2 separate regions of the Mus musculus genome follow, and region 2 is linked to region 1. A link is a loop called in an ENCODE intact Hi-C map of the cell type or tissue named here. Cell type or tissue: left cerebral cortex. All regions are shown on one strand. Each heading gives the region's core, and the rest is flanking DNA. Links, peaks and the distances in the headings are about the cores only.

Region 1 (12,636 bases), core at 4,290-6,789:
GACTATGGATTCAGGGTCAATAGTTTCTTTCAGTTTTAGTAATACCACCCTGATTGCAATTGGTATCTTTAAGAAGAAAAAAAAAATCAGCTCAGAATGGAAATGATGTCTTCCAAATACAGAAATGTGGATTTATCATCATTTCTCTGTATTCTTTTGACACTGCTATAAGAGAAGCAGGATAAACTTCTTTCCATATAGAACTTTGGTAGTTACTGCCTTTCTTAACATTTTAAAACTCTCAAAATCAACAGGAGCAATGCTTCCTCCACAAGGCACAAAAGCTGACGCTTGAGGGTGGTGGTGAAATCTTCCCTCTTTCCCGTGTGTCACAGATGAACATGCAAGAAATCAGCATGATAGTGTGCTTTCAGAAATCTGGGGACAGGAATCTAGCAACAAACAAAAAGGCTCTTTCCTCAAGAATAGCAATAGATAAGGGTTCCAAGTTGATCTGTTTTTGATAATTTACTCTATGTAACACTAGCCATAATTTCAAACTCTCTGACATCATTTAGTCTTGAAGAGATCCTGTGGTTTGGATAGGATTAGAATAAATGGTTTGTTCAATATTCTTGTTTGTCAATCTTACATGGTTACTTAATTTCAACTAGCTTTAGTATTGCTAATAGTGACCATTATTCTATAATGCTTATATTTAAATAGTTTTATCTATGCAAATACAGAGTATTTGTACTATAATGAATAAAATAGATATAGTCTCTTTAAAGAATTTCAAAGTGTAGATTATCTTAATTTAGGTATGTTGGGCCCAATATACTCATAGGTGTTTTAATTATGAACAGTTAAAGCTTAAGTTATCATTATTATACAAATATCCTGAACTATATTACTAAAATTCCAGGACAGATTGTATTGTTGCTGTTACTGTTGAGCTCTGAAGTGCTAAGGGGGCTGGGGGAAAAATTCCTTGTTATTTAGAAAGAACCTTATGCTTTAAAGTAAAAATCCATGATACCAGCCTGTGCCCCCAAACAGTTCTGTTTTCCATGGATGATCTAGGCCGGGCCTAAAACAAACAAACAGAAAATTCTACTAAAAAGAAAACATAAATCTGAGCTGTACACTTAAAACAAAGAACCGAGTTCTTCCCAAAGCAGATGAAAGAGTTGATCTTTGTTTCTCAGAAAGGGACGTTTTTTAAAGCTAGCTCATGGACGATTTCAAAGTCATGAGCACATCTGCTAGATAGTGATAGATTCAGTGTATATTTTATAGTAGTACGGAATTTAAAAAATGGAAACGCCTACAATATTATTTCATCCAAAGCATAACAAATACAGAGAGCAGGGTCACTGGAGCTGATGATTTAAACAAATAGCGCCATTCAACAGGCATCCGACACTAGGAGGGAAAGGTTGAAAACAGCACTACTCAGCTTGGTGTTTAAAACATTCTTCCTTTGTGATTAACTCGAAGAACTAAGTAAGGCTGGTTTGCATTTTTCTTTGGGGTCGAAGGAAGTCACTGAGATATAATTTCATGTCTGACTTTGAAAACTGGGGGAGGGGGGGAGGGCTTGATGTTATCGTGACTTAGGCCATGTTTTTGATGGATTATCCTGGGAAAGAAGAGTTGCTACAGAGCTCCTACCATTTAATTCCTCAGGATAGTAAGCCGAAGCTAGTAAGCTAGGTAAAGTCTAGGGGCAGCTTCTGAGCAGCAAGCTGGGGCTGGAAGCTGGGTTTGGGGTGTTGGTAGCATCCTGCTTCAGGGTAGGTAGGACACTGAGTTAAGTGAAGGAGGCAGATGGTGGACTTGTGGGAGAAACTGTCATGTTGTTCCTCATTGGGAAGGGGAAGATTCTAGTCAGAGGTCCAAGGAAGACAGCTTTACATCCTTCAGTTCTAATCATTGCTGAAGACTGAGGTGAAAAGCTTGAAGCACGTCTCAGTTTCTGTCTGGGTCAGACCCAATATTTTTGTTTGTCAATCTTAGTGGACAAAAATCCACTTAATTTCATCCAGCTTTAGTATTGCTAATAATTATCATGTTTCTATAGCACCTATATTTACACCGGTATTTATAGATGTGAATACAATATAGTTATACTATAATAAATAAAATAGATATAAGCTCTTTTGAAAAATGAAAGGATTATAAATTCAAGGCCACCAACTGGTATGATCCAAGAGGGTTTTACAGATGGCTCCATACATTTCAGACTTGTTTCCTTGTCAATCAATAGGGACATTAAAGCCACTTTTGTATATGAAATGTCGGAAGAGCTTGGCATACAATAAGTGTTCACTAAGTAGCAACTCTATCTTTGGGCTGCACTGAAACCAAAAGTTGCCATGTGAAGACAGACCTGGGTCTACCTACGTCAGGGTGACTAGACTTGTTTGTTCCAAAGAAATGGTACAAGGCAGATAAGACTGAAATCAAAGCTTAATTTTCTTGTTTGCTTCAAGAAATTCCCCCAATCACATTTTAGAGAAAACAAAATCTGCTTTCCTGTGTAAAAAGCTTACGTATTAGGGTATCAAGTTTACTCATTGAAAACAATCATTCCATTGAGTCCACCAACCCCAAGTCATGATTCATATACCAGTGTGTTGCCCTGAAAGATCTACCTTAAACAGCCTGTACCCAGAACTCAAAGCTTTATAAATGTCCAGCTTCTAACCTCACCCTCCCAAGACTGAAAAAATTCTGTGACAGTGTTAGTCTTTCTTATTGTTATGAGTGCAGACACATCTGATTCGGCTTAATTTATAGTTAATTGACCCGTGAAGGTTTGTGGTACTAGTTCCTTGTGTTTCATGGGTTTTGTGCTCCTTGATTTACATGACATCTGTGTAAGGGCAATGACAACAATTTCAACAACAATGACAACAGCTTTCATAACACAGAGGCCCTGGGTGACTCTGGTTCTATTAGGTTGAGAATCATTTTTATTTTTCAAAAAGAGGGCTGATATCATTATAATGCAATGGTAAAGATTTTTCTTTTCTTTTCTCTTCTTTTCTTTTCTCTTCTTTTCTTTCTCTTTTTGATGCATATAATTTTCTGAGTGCAATTCCCAAAACTGCAAAGAAACAAGAAAAAATAATAAGGAAAGCCTAATTATTTTGTCTGTTTTCTTAATTAAAAAACTAGAAAAATTATTTTTCTAATGGTTTCAAGTGTTTTTAAATTTTATTCACTTAAAATTCTTATTTTAAATAGACAAAATATAATTAGGCACACATACATATATTGTACAGAGTAAGGTATGTGATTAAGTAAAGACAAGACAATTAGCCTACTCTACTCACATACGCAGTAATTTGGAAGTATGTAGCATGTTATCGTAACTATAACCATCATGTCTGACCACAGACCTCACCAATCTGTTCCTTTTGCCCGGCTGAAAATTGCCCTCCTTCCCGCTTCTTGCCTCTTTCATCCCTGGCAGTCACCACTATGCTCTCTGCCACTAGTTTGACTGTTTTGGCTCTCACATACAGTTCATATCAAACAATTGATCTCTTTTTGTATCTGGTTTATTTCAGTTAACATAATGTCCCCAGGTTAAGTGACAGAAATGTCTAAGGGTAATGGATAGTGATCCAATTATATATATCACATAATATAATATTTATATCTATCACATTTTCTTCATCTATCCACATGTCAACAGACACCTGGTTTCAGTTCCATCACTTGGCTACTTCAGACCATGCTGCTGGGGCGAAGACAGCAGACATACTGACTACAGCGCCCTTGGATGCATACTTCAAAGAGTACTGATGGACCACAGGGTTACTCTGCCCTTTAGTTCTTAGGAACCTTTAGGGTGAATAGTTTCCCATAATGGTTACTCCAGGTACAAGCTCACCAAGAGTATATAAGGGCTCCCTTCTCTCTGCTTTCACGCCATGAAGAAACATAAGCTGGGATACCATGCTTGTCAGGTTGGCTTTTGTTTGTTGTCACCTCAAAGCCTCAGGGAACATGCTTAAATGCTTCATTCACGTGACTGCTGGGAATAGGCTGGCTCTCTGTCCCTGTCACCACAGAAATGAAGCTCACGAACAGCAGATACTACAGTAGATGTTAACTGAGGTGGGCTATTTGCTCTGCCCCCTGCGTGTGGAGGAAGGGTAGACCTGCTTTTTATTCTCATTCTGTGACTTGGGCTGAAACCCACGTGTTAGCTGCCAGCCGTACTTCCAGTAGATGTGGTTCCCCAGTCGAGCTGCGCATTAAACAGAATGGTTAGTTACTTCAGCATTGAGATGACCACCACACCTGAGAGCAGTAATGGAAGGGATGAACGGTTTATTTTGGCTCATGGGTTTCAGTCAATTTAAGGCGGGGACAGGGAAGGTATGTGGAGCAGCTCGGCTCCTGGCCATGAGAGCTGCGGCAGAAGCTGATCATCACTGTAGTGAACCAGGAAGTAGACAATGAAGCAGACACTAGAGGCCAGGTAGAAAGAGTCAAAACCTACTCTGAGCTGCCTACTTTTGTTGGCTAGAACCCACCTCCTAAATATTCCACAGCCTCCCTAAATAGTACTGCCAGCAGGGGAACAAACATTCGAAACCTAGCCAATGGGGGCACGTTTTACATTCAAACCCTCACAAATATTAAATCAGCCAAATTGTCTCCACTGGGCTCTTGGCAGCTGTATACGCTCTGGATAACGAAGGGGGTGGGGGTGGAGGGGAAAGACCTGTCTCCTATCTATCCCCAAACCTGAGCACCAAGGACTTTTTCAAAGCATGTAAATTCATAGACTTCTCTTTTCATCTTTGCACACAGAGACTGAACCCAAAGCTCCATGGCGACTGGATAGAATAGTCCTGCTCGATGTGTGTACCCCCGCTATCTGAGAGTCCCCCTCCTTTCAGAGGAGGCACAACTAAATTTGAGTTCCAGATAAACACCAGATACTTCTAAAGTGTTAAGCGTGGCTCCCAGATTGCACGGGGATATACTTACACTAAAAATAATCTTATTTATCTGAAAACCAAATTGAAGCACTCGTCCTGTGCTCTGTCTGGCAACCCTCCTAGGAATTATGAAAGTGTGCTTGAATTAAAGCCAGCTTTCTCTGCTTGTTCTTCTAGAATATTCTGAGCATGCCATAAACTTGCCTGTGCTTCTTAAATTGATTTATTAAGTTACCTGTGTGGTGTGGAGCGGTATCCGACCAGACTAGTGAGGAACTACAAAGAAACCTCTGTTGAGCAGGAGCAAGTTCGCTGTGGGAACGGAAAAGGCAGGAATTAAATTGGGTCTTCTGAGTTTAGGCTTCAGGGAGGGAAATGAAGAAGTGGCTAGCGAAGATCTTAAGTGTAGCAGTTTGAAAATAACATTCAGCTGTCAGAGCTCTCCGTTTAGAAGTGTATCTCTCTGTCATTCCTTGCCAGGTTTGTGCCCGGAGAAATGCAGTCAGCGAATCTCCTTTACAACGCCAGGCTGATGGTGGCCAGATGTCAATCTGGGTGTTTCTCTATTTTACTGCTGTTATATTATCTTTAAACTACTGAACAATGGTTTGTAATGAGACTCCTAATATACAGTAGTCAAAATCATCAAGTTACAGAGTCTGGAAAAGCCCATCTTGAAAGTATTTTCAATACTTTCTACCCTTTTCAGAAACCCATTCATTTATCTCAGTATCTCATAGTTATAGGGCCCTACGTTCACACTCTGAACAAATAAAAAGAACTTCTGGGGAAAATATGTTGGTGTAGTTATTGTTTTCATTATCGTACATCATGTTCATATTACTGTGGGAAAGAACCCTTTTCCCTTGGAAAGGAAGTTTCCTGAGAGGTTTATGTGTGGGAGCACACCGGTACAACATCGCCCTCCACTGTCTGCTAAAGGGAATGCATGCTTTCGTGGTCTGTGAAGAGAAAGCCGGAGCCAGGAGTTTTAAGTAGGTCTGTCATGTTAAAGGTGGGTTCCCCCACTGTTGCAAGCACAGGTGTGAGGTTATCAACAGAAGTGATGGGTTGGGCTTGCACCATTAGTTTTTCTAAAAAGCAAAAACGATATGAAGTGTACTCCAATTCTAGGTGGGGATTAAGAAAGGGATTGAAAATCGTCTTCAGTGAGTTTTAGCAAGACATCGTCACGAAGAACGGAAGGCTCTTTATCTTGTTTGTTCTCCTCCCTTATATTGCAGCAGATCATGATGGACAAAAGGAAAGAGAGATCCCCTGCAGATCTCAGCAGCCAATCCAGGAGCTGGATGTGTGCTGACTCAGGTCCCACAGCATCTAAGCGTTTGCTGTGCCCTTTACCCTGTCCATCTGGCAGGGCAGAGATGTCTGTTTATTTTATAGTCACTGAAGTCTGGGAGCAATGCCTCCTCCCCAGCGTGACTACTACACTTAGGCTGGCCTCTGGGGTCACCTAGTATTCCAACCGTGACTCTGAGTCAACACCAAGTGTTAGTGAAGTGTAGGTTTCATAAGCTTCTCGGTCCCACCATTGCGTTTTGCATGTCTTAAGCCCGAAGTACTTGCCTTTTACTCTAGAGTCGGTTATTTCTCTTAGAGTAGTGCTGCTAGATGACATTTTACTTAGTGTTGGTGGCAAAATGAGTTCTCAAAGTGTCCCATTGATGCCTCATTGTAAGGAAGGATTTGGGAGGGTGGGCTACCTGTCGAAGTTTATTGCTCTCTTAAGTCTGTTTTATTCAAGAACGTGTGTGAAGTCACATTCAAGAAAGACGAGCAGTTAGTTTTGGTCTGTTGGCAAATGATTCTTCCACCCCAGTGGCGTGTGAAGTGTTAGGGGGGAATTATAAGTCGGGTGTATTTGGAAGGAGTTCAGATTCTTGGGCTCAGAGGACACTGTTGGATCAAGCTAAGGTCACTGCCAGATGAGTACACTGAATGAGAGGGGTGATGTTTTAGTGTGCTTCATAAAAGGAAGAAGCTGGTAGCATCTTAGTCGGTTTTAGAAACTTAGACTCGATGATTCTGCTATGTCTCTAAGTCTGATTCTTCCAAGCATTGACTTCCAAGGAGAAGCAGCACCGGACAGAAGCCAAGCCAAGCAAATGTAACCCTTTCACAGCCCTCAACGACGCTCCTTAAGTGAGGCTGTGTAACCAAACACTTTTGAAAACTGTGCTAAATAGAGTTAAAGAAAGCGATACTTCGGGAGACATCAGATTCTGAGAAATCCAGGTTAAAAATCCACCGTCAAGTGACTGTCTTTCACCTACACTTTTCGGCTTGTTTGTCACTGCAGGCCAGGGGCAATTCTGCCTCTGCTTCACTAAAGGTGCCACATACACTTCTGTGACCAATTTCCATAAAGTTCGCTTAACAGTTCAAACTTTATTAAGACTCTTGACAAAAACAGCTGCTAGAATTGCAAAGGAATGTAATAATAAAAAAAAAAAAAGCAGAGCCAGAAACAAGCAGTCTATAAAAGCAATATCCACAGAGGCCAACTCCCCCTGGGGTGCAAACTGATCCCAGAGTCTGTCCATACCATGCGGATCCCCAAATGGGCAGACAGCAGGACACCCTGACCCAGCGGAAGCTTCCTGCCTGAGGCTGTGGCCATCGCTCCACTGAACACCAAGCTGAGGTCAAGGCAGGATGCCAGATTAAAAAAAAAAAAAAAAAAACAGGCCAAGAGAAGGAAGGCACGGTGGTTTTAAAGAATGGGGACAAACTGGAGCAAGTTCATTTCATGCTGGTTTTATTACGCAATAAAAAATCGCCAACACATACTCATTTACTAAAGAGAAAACAAGAAGTGTTTAGCTGACTGGAGTCTCCATATCATTTCACACTGGAGAGGTGCACAGTGAACTTAGTGGGTCCTGTGACTCCCTGGACAATCTTAGGGTAGATTTCAGAGTAGAGTAGGACTTAGGTTAGTGTTGATGGCCCACTCTTGTTAAGCTTCTTTGACTTGGGAAGCTGTCCCGTGTATAGTTGATATCCTCTTATAAGGACCTGTGATATTACAGGGAAAAGAACCGCCTTCACTGTGTCGCCTTCCACGTCCAACTGTAATATGTAGAAAATGGTAAATTAGAAAATGTGGTTTTCTCCCCGCTTGCTCCCCTTCCCTCCTTTCATTCCTTGCTTCCTTCTTCCTTCATTATTATTATTGTTTTAAAATGTGAAACAAGGTCTCACTGTAACCCAGACTCACAATCTTCCCCAGAGCTGAGACTGCAGGCAGTGGGGTGGTATTCCACTATGCCTGGCATTTTACTTCTGTGGTTTGGATTGAAATCATAGATGAGGCATCTTGAAGAGGTTAGTGTGGTGAAGGAAGAAGAGAAATCAAAAGCTAGCGCTCTCTCTTTGCGCTGCCCACTCAACATACATGCACAGTGTGACAGAGAGACCATGTGGGAAGCCCCGAAGAACAGAATCTAATCTGTCACGTGGGCATGGTGGAGTCTGACCCCTGCTTATGCACGAAGAATTATCTGGGGGAACATGAAGGCATGCCTTTAGTGATTTGAAAGCTGAGGGAGACATCTGATGGTGGGAGGCCATGTGGGGGCTGCCAAATGGGCAGAAACGTAAGGTGCTCTCATTCAGTGTCTTCTAGTCGTGCAGGTCCAGGGCTCACGTACATCATTTTCTAAGGGAAGTGCAGGGATGCCTATCTTCCTTCAGAGTGAGAGTTGAGCTTGGGTAGAACAGGGTTGTGGCCCTGCCTTCTGTCTACCCATCATTCACTCATTCATCAAACACATGCAAGCTCATAATGTGCCAACTGCTGTTCCAAGCAATAACACGATGGGCATGTGTCCCTGTCCTCCAGGCCTCCATAGAACAAAGAGAGTCGCAAGAGTAGTGTGAGCTGTGTGGGAGGTGGGAGCTTAGGGGAATGTCAACTCACTGGGACTAGGGCCTTGAAAGGATGAGGAAACTGTGGTTGCAACCTGAACCTAGCAAAGTTATCTGGGTGGAAGATAGTTGTGGAATGTGTCTCTTTCTCATTGGGGAGGGCATCTACAGAGGTATTGTTGGAGTAGAACAGCTTCTGAGAGAAGAGGCTGGGGGCGGGGAGCAGCAGACCACAGTGGAAAGACAAGGTTGATCTTCACAGGACCCTGGCTTTCCCCCTCACCAGTCTGTGTTATGCAAGAAGGATGAAAGCCTGTCCTCCCTAGAGGTATGCACTGTCCCCAGCAGCGCATCTTGTTTAAGGATGAGTACATGGTTTCGTTGTTCAGATTCATCAGAATGAGAAGCAAGGTGGTCTGTGTTGGCAAAGGGGCTAAGAAGGTCCAGAGCAGGGCTCTTCCCGCCAAGCAGGAGAGCAGTGAAGAAGCGATCTTGCCTCTGATCCTGGCTCATCAACATGGCTGGACCAGGCACAGTGAACTTCACTCCCAGAGCATAGAGAAGTGGCAGCATGGAGTGGCTGAGGACCAGAAAGCACCACTGGGGCTCATGTAACACCGGGTGCCAGGTGACTTCATCCTTCCTTGAGTCACAGCCTTGAAAGGCACCAGGCTAGCAGCATATGCTTCTGTTGGTTTTAAAGTTTATAGCTTTATTGAGATATAAGTCACATCTTATAAAATTCACCCGCTTTCAAGTATACAATATATTTTTAAAAATCTATAATATTTTGTAAATGTAGTAAAATATATGTATGCTATTTTAACAATCTTGTACAGTCCTGTAGCACTAGTTATATTTGCAGTGTTGTATAACCATCACCGTCGTATCTATTTTTAGTAGATTTTCATAATCGCAAACAGGCTCTGTTTAACCCTTCCCTAGCCCACTTGTAACCTTTACTTTCTATCTGCATGCTTTCCTATCTTAGTATTTCCTGGAGGAGGAGTCAGTTAACACTTGCATTTTTGTACATTTGGCTTCCTAGTTTAAGATTTTCAAGCTTCACCCACATCCGTTGTTTCTAATGATCGAATAGTATTTCACTGTGCTTGCATTCTGCATTTTGCTTATCCGTGTGTTTGTTGATGGACACATGGTGTCAAGACTGATGCCTAATTATTTTTTTCAAGCCTAGCTTTTAGACCCTCAGAGTTCACATGGTAATTCTATGTTTAGCTTTCCTGGGGAATTGCTATACTGTTCCCACAGCAGCTGTGCCATCCCAAGCTCCCCCCAGCCCTATAAGAGGGCTCTCATTTCTCCATATTCTCACCACTGCTTGTTTTCCATGTTAAAACAATATTGTTACAGTCATCTCAGAGGACATAAAGCAATATGTCCTTGTGGCTTCCATTTGCATGTCCCTGGTGCTCAAGGATGCTGGCTGGCATCATTTCACTGGCAAAATGGGCACTTGTGTGTCTTCCTCAAAGAGACATGGGAATCCCTTTTCTGTCTCAGAATTGGATTGTGCTTTTTAATGTGGTCTAGGAATTCTTTGGATATTCTGGATATTGAACGTTAGCTGGAGATAAATATTGGAGATATTAAGCTTTAACTGGAACTCCTGTCCCAGATATTTCCTTCCACCCTGTAGACTTTCCCTCTCTTGGAAATTTCCCTCGATGCTTTCTTCAAAGTAGGTAAATGGATCCTTCCTCCCTTATTGCCACAGCTCATCTCTATTCAGGTCCTGTGAGTGTGGGAAGGAAAGGACTTCACTGTGTCCAGACACCACAGAGCTTTCTCAACCAGCTCCTCTCACAGGGGCCCTCTCTTCCTGAGGGCATCACCCTGTAGAATTCTAAATTCCTCATGGTTGAATTAATCATTTCCCATCCACAGAGGCTACTTTTCAAAGTAAATATTCCACTCATCTGCTTACTCCTGGGCAAAGTCCCGGGCCCTGCTCAGCCACATCTGCTCCCAGAGTTTCATGTCAGGTCACCGCATTCCAGACAGAATAACCCTGTGCATTTGCAGAGCCTGGCTGTCCTAAAGTCTTCACATGGCCACCTCGTCACAACAGAGCAGAGATGTGTGTAGATGTTTAGAATTCAGTCAGGATGTAGGAATTTATCCTTCCTAAAGACGACAGGAGTCTTTGAGCTGTCGCTGCGAGGATGTCACTCACAGTTCCTCAAAGTTCTAGCTTGGAACTTGGCCGAGCTATCAGATAACATACCCGTGTCACATGTCCCTTCCCAGTTCTACTCAGCAAACCTATCACCAGCCCTCAGACTCCTCAAGTATCCTGAACTTAACAGGTTACGAGGACAGTAAGAATTCAAGGTGGGGCCAGGCAAATGGCCAGAGCCGTATCCTTCCTTCCTTCCTTCCTTCCTTCCTTCCTTCCTTCCTTCCTTCCTTCCTTCCTTCCTTCCTTCCTTCCTTCCCTCTCTCTCTCTCTCTCTCTCTCTCTCTCTCTCTCACTCTCTCTCCCTCCCTCCCTCCCTCCCTCCCTTCCTTCCTTCCTTCCTTCTCTCTCTCTCTCTCTCTCTCCCTCCCTCCCTCCCTCCCTCCCTCCCTCCCTCCCTCCCTCCCTCCCTCCCTTCCTTTCTTTCTTTTTTTAATTTTGTTATGGAAAATTCCAAGACTATACAAAAGCAAAACTCCAGCGATCCTCCGGGCAGCCTCAAGGACCATTATCCACGCATTCATGATCAGGCCTGTTCCAGTTGCATTTCTACCCACTCTCCCCTGCCCAGTGCCATTTTCAAACAAATCCCAAGTTTTGTGTCATTTTCTTCATTATGGGTTCATTATGGGTTCATACTCTTTAAGATAGGGATTCATAAATACATGAACATGAGTCCATCAACGCATGTCTTTCCTTATTGACATCAGCATGTCCCAATCTGGGCTCACATTTGCCATGGCCTCTGCATGTCCTGTTATTGTGCTACTGTTTTGTTTTGTTTTTGTTTTTTTGTTTTGTTTTGTTTTGTTTTTTCATCAAGAAGGCACAGAAACTGCATTTGGTCAATATCTTTCTTTTAATTTATAACTTCGATGGCTTTTAAGTTAGCCACTTCTGGCCTGTGAAGGGAGAGCAGCACACTGTGTAATCCAAGAGGTTGGTCTTCAGAGAAGCTGTGTAGACAAATGGTTCTCAGGCAATGTGCCAGTTGGGGAATTGTGGGAAGCTTGGGTGGGCAGCTTCATAGCCTTTCCAGTTTTTATAATGTGAATATACGCTATTGGTGAAATGAAAAAGAGAGTTTAAAAGTAAGGAAAGAAATGAAGTGAAGACAGCCAACCAGATAGCGTAGAATGCACATGGAGCTAGAGACAGGATAGAGGTATAAGACAATGTGGGACATAACATCATGCTTCCCCGCAGGAGGCTGAGTGGGCAAGGCCGGGACATTCTTTGCTCCCTGAGCATGAAGCCCCTGTGCCTTTGTCATACTTCAGAACACACCATTCTTTGCATGTGGATTTCATGCAAAGAAATCCACTGTCCCAGTCTCTTGGCATTCAGCAGAGCCAGGCTGCAATTGAATTCATTACTGACTTCAGAGTGGGTAGGCAGAGCCCCTTGTTTCTCTTGAGGACAGTGATCACCTTCAAAGGTCTTTTCACATTTATAACATCCAAGTGACTTTGTCTCATGATCTCTAATTGTCATCTTGGCTTTTAGATTTAATGGCCATCCTTATTTGACTAGTTAGTTTTTCTTACAGTTACTGTTTACTGAGTAAACACATGAAGTCACAAGTGAGCCCCAGTTTTCCATTGCTAAGGGGGCATTTCATAGTGTTATAGGAGATACCAC
Region 2 (12,636 bases), core at 5,019-7,518, 280 kb before region 1:
CTTTTAAACAAAAACAAAACAATGAAAGTATTAAAAGCTCACAGAAGAGATAAGTAAATACCTTTGTATTTTTATTTTTAAAAAGCTAATCTATAATAGAAATTTTATAAATTATTTATGGTTTATTTTTATACTTGCTCTTTAATATGAAATTCCAGTGACAAAGAAAGTAATCTAATTAAGGTTGTTTAAGCTTTTGTTGTAGTCAGCAATGAACAAAGACCAAACAGAAAAATCTGTATATAATTTAAGCTTTAGTTTAAAACATTTTAACTCCTTAAGACAATTTCAGAAAAGACAGGGGAGGGAAGTGTCTAATTTTTATTCAAGTTGTACTTAAAGCAATTCTTACACAAATGTTTAAAAATTTCCACAACACTTGTAATGAAACTTAAAGTGTACAGAAGCAAATATCTTAAGAATGCCTTAGTTAGAGCCAAGATTACTTAAAGTATAATATTGATAATAAGCTTGTAAAAACTTAAGGGCAAGTTTGCCACCTAACTCCATGAAATGTTACAAAGTTAGAAACAGAATTTTTATAAAAAATAATTTATCTATGGAGTTATAATATTGGGAACTTTTATTTGGAAAAACAAAGCTTAAAAAGAAAGATAGTAAGAAAGAAACTAAGTATTATTAATCTGATGTATCTTCATCTATTTATAGTTCTCATTTTTAAAAAACTTCAATGAGTTGGAGTGTGCCTTGTGGGTAGAGAGCTTGGTGCAAGACCCTACATTTGATCCTCAGTAACATAAGCCGACCAACCAGCCCCAACTAATGGAATTGAAATTTTAATTCTTAGCATCTTTGGGAGGGGGTGATTTTTTTATTTAGTTTTTCTAGATGATGAATACATACTCTACTAAGAATCATAAAACTACCTTAACATTTCTAATTTTTGTTGTTTGTTCCCTAAGAGCATCACCTATAATCAACTAATACACTTTACATTATAAACTCTCAATGAACATACCCGCTAAGGCTGCCTTATGATCCTATAAATCAAAAATCTACTCATAAGTAACTACATCTTCACACTAACTTTTTTTTCCATAAAAATCATTAATAATTCATTAAACAGGAACTTCTGGAAAACTGTACTGGAATAAAACTTATCAACAATATTTGATATGTAGGCTTTGTTCCTACAACCACAACCTCCTTAATCAGATCATAGAAATAGTTGATTTATTTGCTTCCGGTTTTCCCTTTTGATCAAAGTTGGGACACAATACATTCTCTCTGCAATAGGCTCCAATTTTTAAGAAAGACATAGTGAGATATTAAAGTTAAATACAGAAACAAATTAACACTGGAATTTAAGTTTACTCATGTGACTAAATAAATTTATAGAGAATGCACATCTGCTTATTTTCTTAAAGAAAAACCAGCATTTAGCGTTCAAATTGATAGTTTGTAGATAATAATTTTTTTCTAGAAGGATATTTCAATGATAAATGTACTACCATAGCTGATAGAACATTCTCCTTTAATTTGTGCTTTCTGAAAAAAAAATGAAGCATAATGCTTTTTCTATCCTATTGTGTCCAAGGTATAGGCCTACTTTAAAAAATGAAATTAAGAATTTCTAGAGAAAACTACTTTATACAAAAGTTTATAAAGTTATCAGATTCTTTCTCCAAAAAATAGTTTTTAAAAGAGATTGAATCTTAAACCTTATGGTTTATTTGTTCTTAGTTTTGATTAGACATTATACATAATTTATACTTTTAAAAAAGCATGCCATTTTAAAGATAACAAACGATATTGATACTGACAGGTCCTGAGATTGAAACAAAGCTGGTAGAACATGTGATGAAAATTCTGTCCACTTCCCAAAGCCTCACACCCATTCCACAGATGAGGAAAGTGAAGGCTGGCAAAGCTGTGTGTTTTATTCTTTCTTACTTTACATTATATAAAAATTCACAAGTACAGTTTTCTTGTTTTTTATCATACACACAAACATACTCATGAACGCATGAATGCACAAATACCCTATTCTAAAATTTAGAAACCTTTGTATTTCAGTATATCAATACAGCTGTATGTCAATAAGTCCTAAGCTGAGAATTTTATAACTAAACCTGTTTTTAAAAAGTATATAAATTGTTCTAACAATGAAACTATTAGTTCATGTTTCAATCTTGGATTTAACTTGGAGATTTCGGATAAATTTCAAAGAGATAACTGAATTTTCAGAAGTTAGTCATGTTTAGTTACTGTAAAGTTCTAAATGTTACAATCAATATTTTTCCATATACTGATGTTTCATTAAGATATGTGTATATGCAACAAATTATTTTATTTCATTTTATAAAGCTCTATTTGTAAAGGCCTACAGTCAGTAGAATTTAAATAAACTACAGATTATCCAGTAAGAGATTTGATATGTAGCAGCAAACATATGTCTTTAGTTTAAGTTTTACTAAAGCAGATGGAAGAGTGGAGGAAAAAAAAACTAGGCAGAAGTACGTGACAGCCACCAAGTCTGCATCACTGAGAAGTCAAAGAGCTCTGTGTAGCTTTTGGTCCACGGAGCTAGAGCAGGACGACACACAGAGCATCACGGCTTAAGCTGGGCTCCAGACTCCTTCAGTAAGCAAAAGAAACATCCCGAGAAGTGGCACATCAAAGCATGGGAGCTCGGCCTTGCCTCACACGAAAGTAAAGAAGTGTAAGGCTTACCCAACAGTTAACTTTACTAAAAGAGAAAAGATCAAATGTGCTAGTATCTTCTATATAAATGAAAGAAAATTAAACAGATGAGTTAAAACCATCTGTAAACTTCCTTTTATTATGAATGAAAATAAAAATAATATAAACTATTTCTATTAAATCTAAATGAGTATGTCAGTTAAATTGAGTTCTTTGAAAAAGTGTTTAAATTTTACTGGAAAGATTTTACTAAAAGTAAGTATTTAGAATTTGATTGATGCTACGTTATAAAGAGTAATATTTTGTACTAGTTTCTGATAAAAATCCCTAATCATATTCAGTATTTAACTAGGATTATTATGTTGTCCATTAACATACACCTTTTCCATGATGATATACCTATAAATACTTTCTAAATATGCTTTACAGTCAACAGCTTTTATAAAGAAAGTCTATGAAAGCCTGGCTAAAGAATAAAAATTACAAGCTGCATTTCACACGTTGTAGACATGTATCTGTTTTAAGGATTAGTCTCTGAATCTTGGGGCAATAAAGTTGTACCATCAAAACTCGCAATGATATGAGATGCATTGACCTGGTAGAATCCTCATTAAGAAAGAGAGGGGGAAGGCAGGAGAGTGTGCTAAAGTATGGAAGAATCTCTCATATAAAGAAAGGACACATTCTTTGTGAAATCTCTCCTCAAAGAATACAAACATTAGCAATACACTTGTATGTATTTGCTACCCTGGACCCTATAAAAAATAATAAAAGGCCCAGTACAGGGGAATGCCAGGGCCAAAAAGGGGGAGTGGGTGGGCAGGGGAGTGGGGGGGGTATGGGGGACTTTTGGTATAGCATTGGAAATGTAAATGAGCTAAATACCTAATAAAAAATGGAAAAAAATAATAAAAGGAAATATAGTTTGGCCCCAAATTGAACACTATATCATTCATATTTTCATTTCCCACTACTCATTAGTACTTGATGAAAGATTATCAACACTTGAAAAGAAATAATTTATGATTACCATCCCATTCTATCAATTTACTTTTAAAAGTATTTACCATTTTAAATTACTTTTTATCAGGTAACAGAACACATTTGGAGTAAAACACCAAAAAACCTTTAGAATACTACTTAAATCTTCTGGCAGCATCACTCAAACAACAGAGTGCCTTTGCTTTCCTAGAACTGTAACACCACTTCTTTAAGAACATTAATGGTGACATAATTTGGAAAATTGAGCAAGACAAATATTACTTAAGCTATAATGTTATAAAACATTTTTAAATATCTAAACTATAGTAATGTTTACTCAAGTAAACAAATATAAAGTGATCATAAATTAAAGTTTATTGTAAGATGCCAATAAAACATAGAAATCTTCCTTTATGTTTCATATAAATTCCATTTTAGTTTGGGGGAAAAAGGTGCCCTTTTTAAAAGTACATTTAAGAGATTATGAGAAAATCAAAAGTATTTTATTATTTATTCAACATTTAAATGTTTGTATAAAATATAAAATAATATCAAGGAAAGTTAATATACCAGTGATAACATTAATAAAATCAGCAGTTTGTTTTTAAGCAGAGAACAAAGCTCTTCTGTTAGTAAGCAATACAAATCGCTCATATTGGCTGTGTGCAACATGATTCTTTTGAAACCAAAGAGTTTGAGGAAGTGATGTTGCAACCCTGTCCTTTTTATGAAAACCATGGCAAAGAAAAGGTCAAATAAATAATACGTATGATACCATCCTATTAAGAAAAAGCACATAGTCTTAATCTAATGTCTGCCAAATGAGCTAAACATACAAAAGGAAGGCAGTTACCTAAAAAAATACAATATTCTGGTTAAAAATTATTTTTCAAGTAGTATATACTATTCTAAACCTCATTAACAAGTATTAACAATAACTTACAAAAGAATTTGTATATAATAACCTATACTTAGATTTTTTTAAACATGTAGGATGATAAAAGTTCACCTTATTAAATTTTACTAAATTAATTAAAATTATCAAAAAATTACATGTATACAAATCAAAACTTGTATAGTTTTTATGTTCACGTAGCAATGCTAAAAACATAAAAAGAGTTAACACAGACCTTCCTGTGCATACAAATTAAAGCTAACACAGTAGATAGTTTAAGAGAGAAAAACTACCTAAGTACATATCTTTTCTTACCAATATGTGGCAGAGCAAACTCATTTAATCATTAATAAGTAACAAGAAACAGCCAAAATATGTTTTATGCGTCATTAAAACCCCATTGAGGCCATTACAGTCCCCAGCAAAGTGATGCTGGAAACCACCTTTACCCTGGCCACCACATTCCCTCCTGACCTCACTCGGCTGAGGCAGCTAGAGGGTGAACGGCAAGACTCTCATGTAAGCCTTTATTAACTATGAGAAATAAATTATATTAAGTGTTACTTTTTGAACTCAGAAATGAGGGAAGGGGTTGTTAAGATATCAAATTTACTAGGAAAATAATTATGTGAGAAATAAGTTGCTGTCACATGAGAGACTTGCCAGATGCTGTATTTAAGCAAGTTGTTATACACACCTTTAGAATCAATTTTGTGACAGAGAGATTAGTCTATGATACTAAATTGCCTGAAGAGAATTAAAAAAAAAATGGTGGGGGAAATGTTTGGTGAACAACATTGCCAGTTCTTTAGGAGTGTTTGTAAGCAGTAAGAGACCACTGTGATTCAATTGTTACATTGTTACAAAATGCCCTTCTACCCAACTTGCAGATTGCAGGCTCTAATAAGTGCGCTTCTATTTCCTTAGCTCCTCCTTTCTGTGATTTTTACCAAATACAATTCTAAAACTTGAAAATTACCTAGAAGTTTGTGAGAACACACAGAAAGGTCGTCAGAGCCAGACACATATTAAATATTAATTATAATGATGACTGTCATCTTCTACAGTGATTATGTCATTATATAGGAATGCTAATTAAGGCATAAAATGACTTGTTAATTGAGAACGTGTTCTGAACAAACACATTTGTACTTGTGTATTTAATAGAAAATCCAGCCTGGAGACTGGGCCGTAATAGACTGCAGTTCTATTTTTTAAAATGCTGACATTTGAGCAAATGTTCCCATGGAATGTTTGCCTGATTCGTGGACTGACATTTCCTCTTTGTAACTTGCTTAACTAAAAAGGAGCCATGCAGGCCAAACCCCACAGTGCACACAGGCAGTAGGCCATTTCTCGCCACTGAAACTTTCGTAAGGTTTCTCTTTTCCTTCCCTCTTCCCGTACCACCACTCTGTCCTCACTGTCTTCTTATTTTGACACACACAATATCATAGCTGCTTTTAGTCATCTTACAATAGAAGACGTACCTGAAAAGATTAAGATTTCCCACCTGGGATTTGTCCAGAAATTCAGTGTATCATAGTCCCCCACAGCTTCTTCCATCCTGCTATACTTGTGTGTTATCAATAGTAGCTTTCTTTCTTATTTTAGATTTACTTACACTAAGAACCCAGGGAACCAAGCTGATGGAAATCAGTGTGTATTGTCACTCATCTTTCATTCTAAAATCAAGGCTGACCTCCATGTCTGTGGCACTTTGCTGCCATCTATGTGTATAAAGAAGCATAACAATCATCCTTGTGGCAGAAACTCTGCCTGGGTCCCTAAAGGAACAACCCTGTCTCTCAGCTAGATAAAGGGGAGCCTTCCTACCCTAGAGCAGAAACTTGCTGGAAATTTCTAGGACTTCCTCTGTGAAGCAACGTCATTAACACTGACGTGCAAAGGCGCATTATTTAAGGCATCTAGTTTTTATCGGAGCCAATAGTTTTTTACCCAATACAGATATTAATAAAATATTTTTAGCATAGTCAATACTTCTCCCATTACAGAATTATATTATATATTATATATTATATATTATATATTATATATTATATATTATATATTATATATTATATATTAATTAATATAATGACTTTTAAAGAGTTAACTATTGAAAAAATAAAAGTAAAAACTAAGATACTTAAAAAACTTAAGTAAATAAATTCTATAAAATAAGTTGATTTTAATCAAAATTGCCATTTAAATATCTTGCCAGGACAAATGACCATTTAGCCAAAAAAAACCCCTTATAATATTTAATATAAGGTAAAAGCAAAAGTAGTCTTTGCTCTTGTGATGTAAAAACAAATGCTATGGTGTAATAACCATTTCCCTGCTAACCAACACTGAAATGCTTCTTTCCAGAAAAGACAAGCGAGTCTACCAGAGTCTGCCACAGCCGCACAGCCCGGCTGTGAAGGATCTTAACAAATGCACAACAGACTCACATTCCAGAGTGAGTGCTACGGAGTAGGAACACAAAGAAAAGGAGCCTCTCTTCCAGTCATAGGGAAGAAGGGTGACTGACAGTCAAGACGAGGGGCTGTCCTAAAGAGTCGGAGGTCGGGTTTGTTGATATTATTCATTTCCTAAAGAGAAAAGCAACAGAGAGAAGAGCGCTGGCCCTGAGTCACCAAACAATGAGAAGCCCTGATTATGCTACTTCCACTCTATTGACCCATTCTTCACAACTTCCCAACACCATCTCTGTAAAATTCCATTTTACTCATTAATACTATGACCATATATAACTTAGCTCATATTTCAAATGCACCATTTTCCAAAGAGTTCTCCAAGTCCTACTGATGAATTTAGCCATTATAACAGACCAAGCAACACTTCATGCAGTCTTATAAATAAAACTATTCTTGCCAGGTGTGGAGGCAGAGGCAGGTGGATTTCTGAGTTCAAGGCCAGCCTGGTCTACAAAGTTAGTTCCAGGACAGCCAGGGCTACACAGAGAAACCCTGTCTCCAAAAACAAAACAAAAACAAAACAAAACAAAACAACAACAACAAAAAACTATTCTAACTGCACATTATAAAATAAACATGCAAAAGATACATAGGTCGTTGTGATTTAATATCAATTATGTCTATTAATCATTGATATTAATATTTTAAAAGTACACACCACATAGTACATAAAATTTTCTTGTTGCTGGTACTGATAAAGTATCAATTAATGATTAACATAGAAACCAAAATAAAAAGTGCTTATGCATTAAATTTCTTTGAATTAAAAAGGTCTCATTTTATCTTTTTGTTCCAATTTTAAGGACTGTACTTTAAAAAAATAAATTTATAAACAAAATACGTACTAAAATGATGAAGTGAGATTTGTGCCTAAAACAGGATCTATTAAGTCTCTTAAAGGGGAGCTTAATTCTTCAAATACAGACACCAATCTGAGAGAAGGCAATGTATATATGCCTTCAAATATTAAATAAACCTATTATTTATACACTCATCTAATAAGAAATTCTAAAATCTGTTTCCATTCATCACAAAAAGAAAAGAAAAGAAAAGAAAAGGTAATTTCACTCACATTACATTTACTAATGACAACATTTCTTCCCATTAGTATTTACAAAATCACCTTGGACATGAACATTAAGATACACATGAACATTTAGTGATTTGATTAATTTTAGCTTAATATGCATAAATTGTTCCAAGAGTGAAATACTTTTGATTTTATTTAGTTAAAAAAAAAAGCTACTACTGTAAATAGATTAAGTTTGGAAAAGCTAACAAACACACCTTTGTGTGGTCCATTAATTATAAACAAAATTCCAAGCATTATTAGCTGTTATCAAAATTACAATACCACCTAGATCTAATAAAACAGAACAATCTGTTTGAACAGGGAATGGAGAACTTTCATAGAGTGTTCTCTCCCATAAAAATTCTTAATGGACTATAAAGGACTTTTTAAGTGGTTTTAGATTTGAATTCAATTGCTTAAATCTATAACAGGCTTCCAAGAAGAATGTGAGCCAGATGACAAGCAGAGACCCCCACCAGCAGTGTACACACCTACCTATCCTCATGAATATAGGAGTTTTAAAAGACCACATTTCATCCTAGAGATCATGAAACTGTTTCTTTGCAATGAAGTATAAGGACTGTATCTATACAGAAGAGGACAGCAAGTAATCAGAATGAAAAGAGGGCTACAGAGCAAGAACACACAAAAGGCAACTGTCTTCGGTCATAGTTGAGGTTTGTCACCTACCTACAGACATTGTTCATGTCACCTTACATCCTCTGTAAAGGGGTCACATTTTTGAGAAACAGATCCATGCAAACTCAAACATGCGTGGACCCATGTTTGCATAGCAGTCTAGATATAAGACAACATAAACCCTTATGTTCTCAAGGCTGCAATGATGGCTCTCTCTCAAAATACAGCTGTTTGCTCCTCAGGCCTATGAGGTATTTCAATATTAACAATGTGCTAACAAACTAGAGGATTTATGTTGCTTTGATCACATTCAGGAACTGAATATGATAATGTAACAATTTCTTCAAATTTTGATCAATTCAGGTATCTATTAAGCAAAATAAGTTATCTTCAGTGCCTCAATAGTCACAATTCATACAGGTTAGTGTTATTATTATATGTTAACACATAATTTGTTCAAAATGTGGTCATTTCAGATGAGTTAATTCCAAACATTCCTACTTTCCCTGTATATTAATTTATCATGCTGTATCATGCATTGTATTCAGAGCTTTCTAGATATAAAAATACCACTCATATGGGATTAATTCTAACCAGTTCCCTCCAGCAAGGAAAACATCTTAATTCAACCTACTACACTGAAACTTCACTTTTTGTAGTAAAAGATAGGAATGACAACAGAGGTAAGACTTCTGTCACAGTTCAATGGTTCCCCTGCCCTATCCCCATTTTGGGTCATCTCCACTCAGTAGCACAGATGACAAACTGGAATCAGCCCTAGGTTCAAGGCTACACAGAGCTTGGCTGCCCATCAACTGGCAATCTCAGGCAGGTACTTGTGAAACAAAGGCATGACCTGGGTTACTGCCAAGAGCTCTGACACCTCAGAATTCTATGGCCCATGTAATAAAAAAACAAAGGGCCCCATGCATCATTTCCCCTTTTAGAATATGCCACACAAGCTAATGTTTCAGCAGAGCAACTATAAGCCTTTGACCAAGGAAAGCAGTCTTGCCTAGCATTTCAAGGCACAGCTGAAGCAAACCACTACCTTCATCCTCAGCAGAAGCAGCACTGACTAGCATGTTGACCACGGGACTTTTAGCTCCATCTACTTCCGATAATCTGCCTCATGTTAGTCCAAACTATGAACAAAGAGCACAGGAAGCTTGGAGGTGGGAAGGTGACAGAATAGGCAATCTGCACTTCCTTCCCTTCTTACCCACAGCATTCATTTCTGATCTACTCCCTGATGATGATGGTGCATTCTGCAAACAAGAAAAGCAGGGCTCTTGGCATCAAAATGAGCTTTCAATAAAGGCTGGTATTGTCAAAAGACTAAAACAGATGGTATTTAAGGAGTGTTACAGTCCACTGCAAGAACATGGGCCCACAGAAGAGCACTGATAGAAGACACTACAGCCTAAGGTATGCAGCTTACTGGAGAAAACAAGCCTTAGGAGGCTCAGTCAGTTCATGATATAACCAGGGTTTGAAATAATGGAAAACCTCAAATGTAAGTCTTGTGAGAGACAGGGCAGGCTACTGGATGTGCAGCTTCAGAATGTGGCAAAGGAACTCTAATGTACACCCCTAAATTAAGATCCCTTTTCCGTGCCACAGTTCTCATGAGGACAGTCCCAAAAGTGAAAGTCATATTTAATTGCTATCCTAATACTGATTACAAATGCCCACTGCCACAGTGCATTCTGCACTGAGTCTAGCAAAAGGCAGCGGCTTAAGAAGAGAAGTAGATGACTGTGCTCATCAATGGAAAATTAATGAACTCTACCATGCGAGTGTACAGGTCCAGGCCCTGACTCACATTTGAGGATGTTCCTTCTAACTGCAATAGCAATGTTCCCCATCTATTCATTTTTTTGCTCACACCTCCCTGCTAGGTCTCCAGAATCCAAAATAAATAGATCAATGAGTAACAACACAGAAAAATAGTCCTTCTCTGATGCTGGTTGTGGACTTTTAATAGGCTACCCCCTGCTCTGTTATAACTGTACAATTAAGGACCATGTTGCTGCAGTTTGTTTTGTGGTATTACTAGATTGGTGATATACTAGCCAGATATAAAGTCAACCTGCCTTTCTCACCATAATGAATGTTCTTAGTGCAACATGCCACTTGCCCCTTCTCCCAAGAGATTCCTGCTTTCTGGAGTAAATATTGGATTTAGTTATCAATCTGTAAATTGCAACTCAGAACCTCCAGGAAATAGATGACAATTCTTTTGCTTGGTGAATTAAATTTGCTTGGTCTCTTTCCCAGGGTCTACCCATGTAATTCCTATGCCTGTTTTTATTCCCAGTTTTATTTGCTGGACTTGCGTTTCTAGCTTCTCTCCCTGATTCTGACTTAGTGACTGCATGGTCACTACTACAACAACTAGCCCCTTGTTCACAAGCAATTCTGCTTCACGGCCAGCTTCCTGAGCTTGCACAGGCTCCTCCCTTTGGGCTTCTCCAATCAGAATCTACCAGCTGGTGTGCTCAACAATGGAAAGGGAGTCGCAGCTCACTTACCTACCTCCTTCAACCAAACACTCAGGCCTCCTTACTGTCACAGAAAAAAAGTGAAGCAAGTAACTTAGAGAATCAAAAGGGAAAGTAGTAAGGATGACAAGACTAGACGAGGAATACAAATTATGGAGTTAAGATGTCCAATAAGAGAAAGTTTGAAGGAAATATAATAATGGTCTTCATCACTGATAGGTGATTTGAAACTCTCTTCTCAAAACTAAAATGATACTACACTGCAGGCATGGGGGAGGAAGTGAGTACAAGAAGAAATACTGCAATGTGGGAAAAGACGTTACTTTATGAACACTACCTTATTTTGTCACTGGTAAGGATAATTTTCTTTATTCCCCTTTAAAATAAATTATAGAATATGAAGACCTGAATTCCCATTCTGGATTAGGCAGTTACCAAATGGATTTGAGTGGATGACTTCATTTACAAAAGTGAAAGTCATATTAAATTATTTCTCATTCATGACTGGCTTATGACTAAATAATTTTCATATGTTTAAAAAGTTCAAAGCAATTCCATCATAATATTGTGAGGCAAATGCAATCAACACTGGACCAGGTTCACGGTGGGAAGATTCTCATAGTACTGTGACTGTAGAATGACCTAAGATCATCAAAGAAGCTGGGGGAAAAAAGTAGACAAATTCCAAAGGCACAGCTATAACGAATGCTGAGCACATAAGTAACAAATGTATATTCACAAGGTATTTTTTTTTAATTTTTCCTAAAACATTTTTTTCACTCCCAAGATGGGCAGGACTAAACTGTATCATTTGTTCCTACTGAAATGATGTCATTATGCTAGGTTTAACTGCTGTTAATAACTGGGACATTGCAGTCATCCCTCACTTTCCCCCACGTAAGATCCAATCAGCCTTTCAATGAACTACTTCATGAGTCATAATTTTACTGTTTATGATTCAGAAAAATGTCTTCAGTCACTATTTCCCAGACTGCTATGGGCTCATTCCAAGAAGCAATTTCATCTTCATTGGTTTCCTACAGGAAGCCAGACCAGCTTCCTATTATTTTATTTTCCTTACTTTTAGCAATACCAAGGCCCACATCAGATTAACTGGAAGTGTGAGTGATAGAGAGTTTATGCTGCACAACATGAGGCCAACACAAACAATGCCCAGTCGCGAAGTCAAGAATTCAAAATTAAACACAAAATGTGCTAATATTAGACCATCTTTCAAAATATTATAAAATAGCATGTTATTTTATGTTAATCTTACTGAACACATTACACCAGTCAGAAACAAATTTTTATTTAATTTTTGTATGAACAGAGTAAATTCCTTAAAGATATTAACATTTAGAGCTAATATTTTAATCCCTTGATAATATCAAAACAGAC

What was found. A loop is a pair of places that touch in the nucleus more often than their neighbours do. Peaks named below come from ENCODE experiments on the same cell type or tissue, not always from the same donor. Only the 100,000 strongest peaks of a DNase experiment are listed, where the experiment ranks them.
Region 2: a loop joins it to region 1, with 4 times the contacts of the local background. A loop is called at or near these places in 6 of 42 quality-filtered maps.

Annotation. Positions count from the first base shown.
Region 1 is chr13:32,487,677-32,500,312 of GRCm38, forward strand. It overlaps Gm40876 (a long non-coding RNA gene), which reads left to right. Exons shown (of 4, transcript XR_873209.2): 4 at 5,385-5,605. Among named protein-coding and RNA genes, the nearest start is that of Gm40876, 29 kb to the left of the region's middle. In left cerebral cortex, for the core only: a CTCF peak has its summit at 5,834; DNase peaks (open chromatin) are centred at 5,069 and 5,834; H3K4me3 peaks cover 710 bases; H3K27ac peaks cover 342 bases.
Region 2 is chr13:32,207,984-32,220,619 of GRCm38, forward strand. The region is part of intron 4 of Gmds (GDP-mannose 4, 6-dehydratase); the gene reads right to left. Among named protein-coding and RNA genes, the nearest start is that of Gm52055, 20 kb to the right of the region's middle. In left cerebral cortex, for the core only: a CTCF peak has its summit at 6,267; DNase peaks (open chromatin) are centred at 5,858 and 6,268; H3K27ac peaks cover 1,007 bases.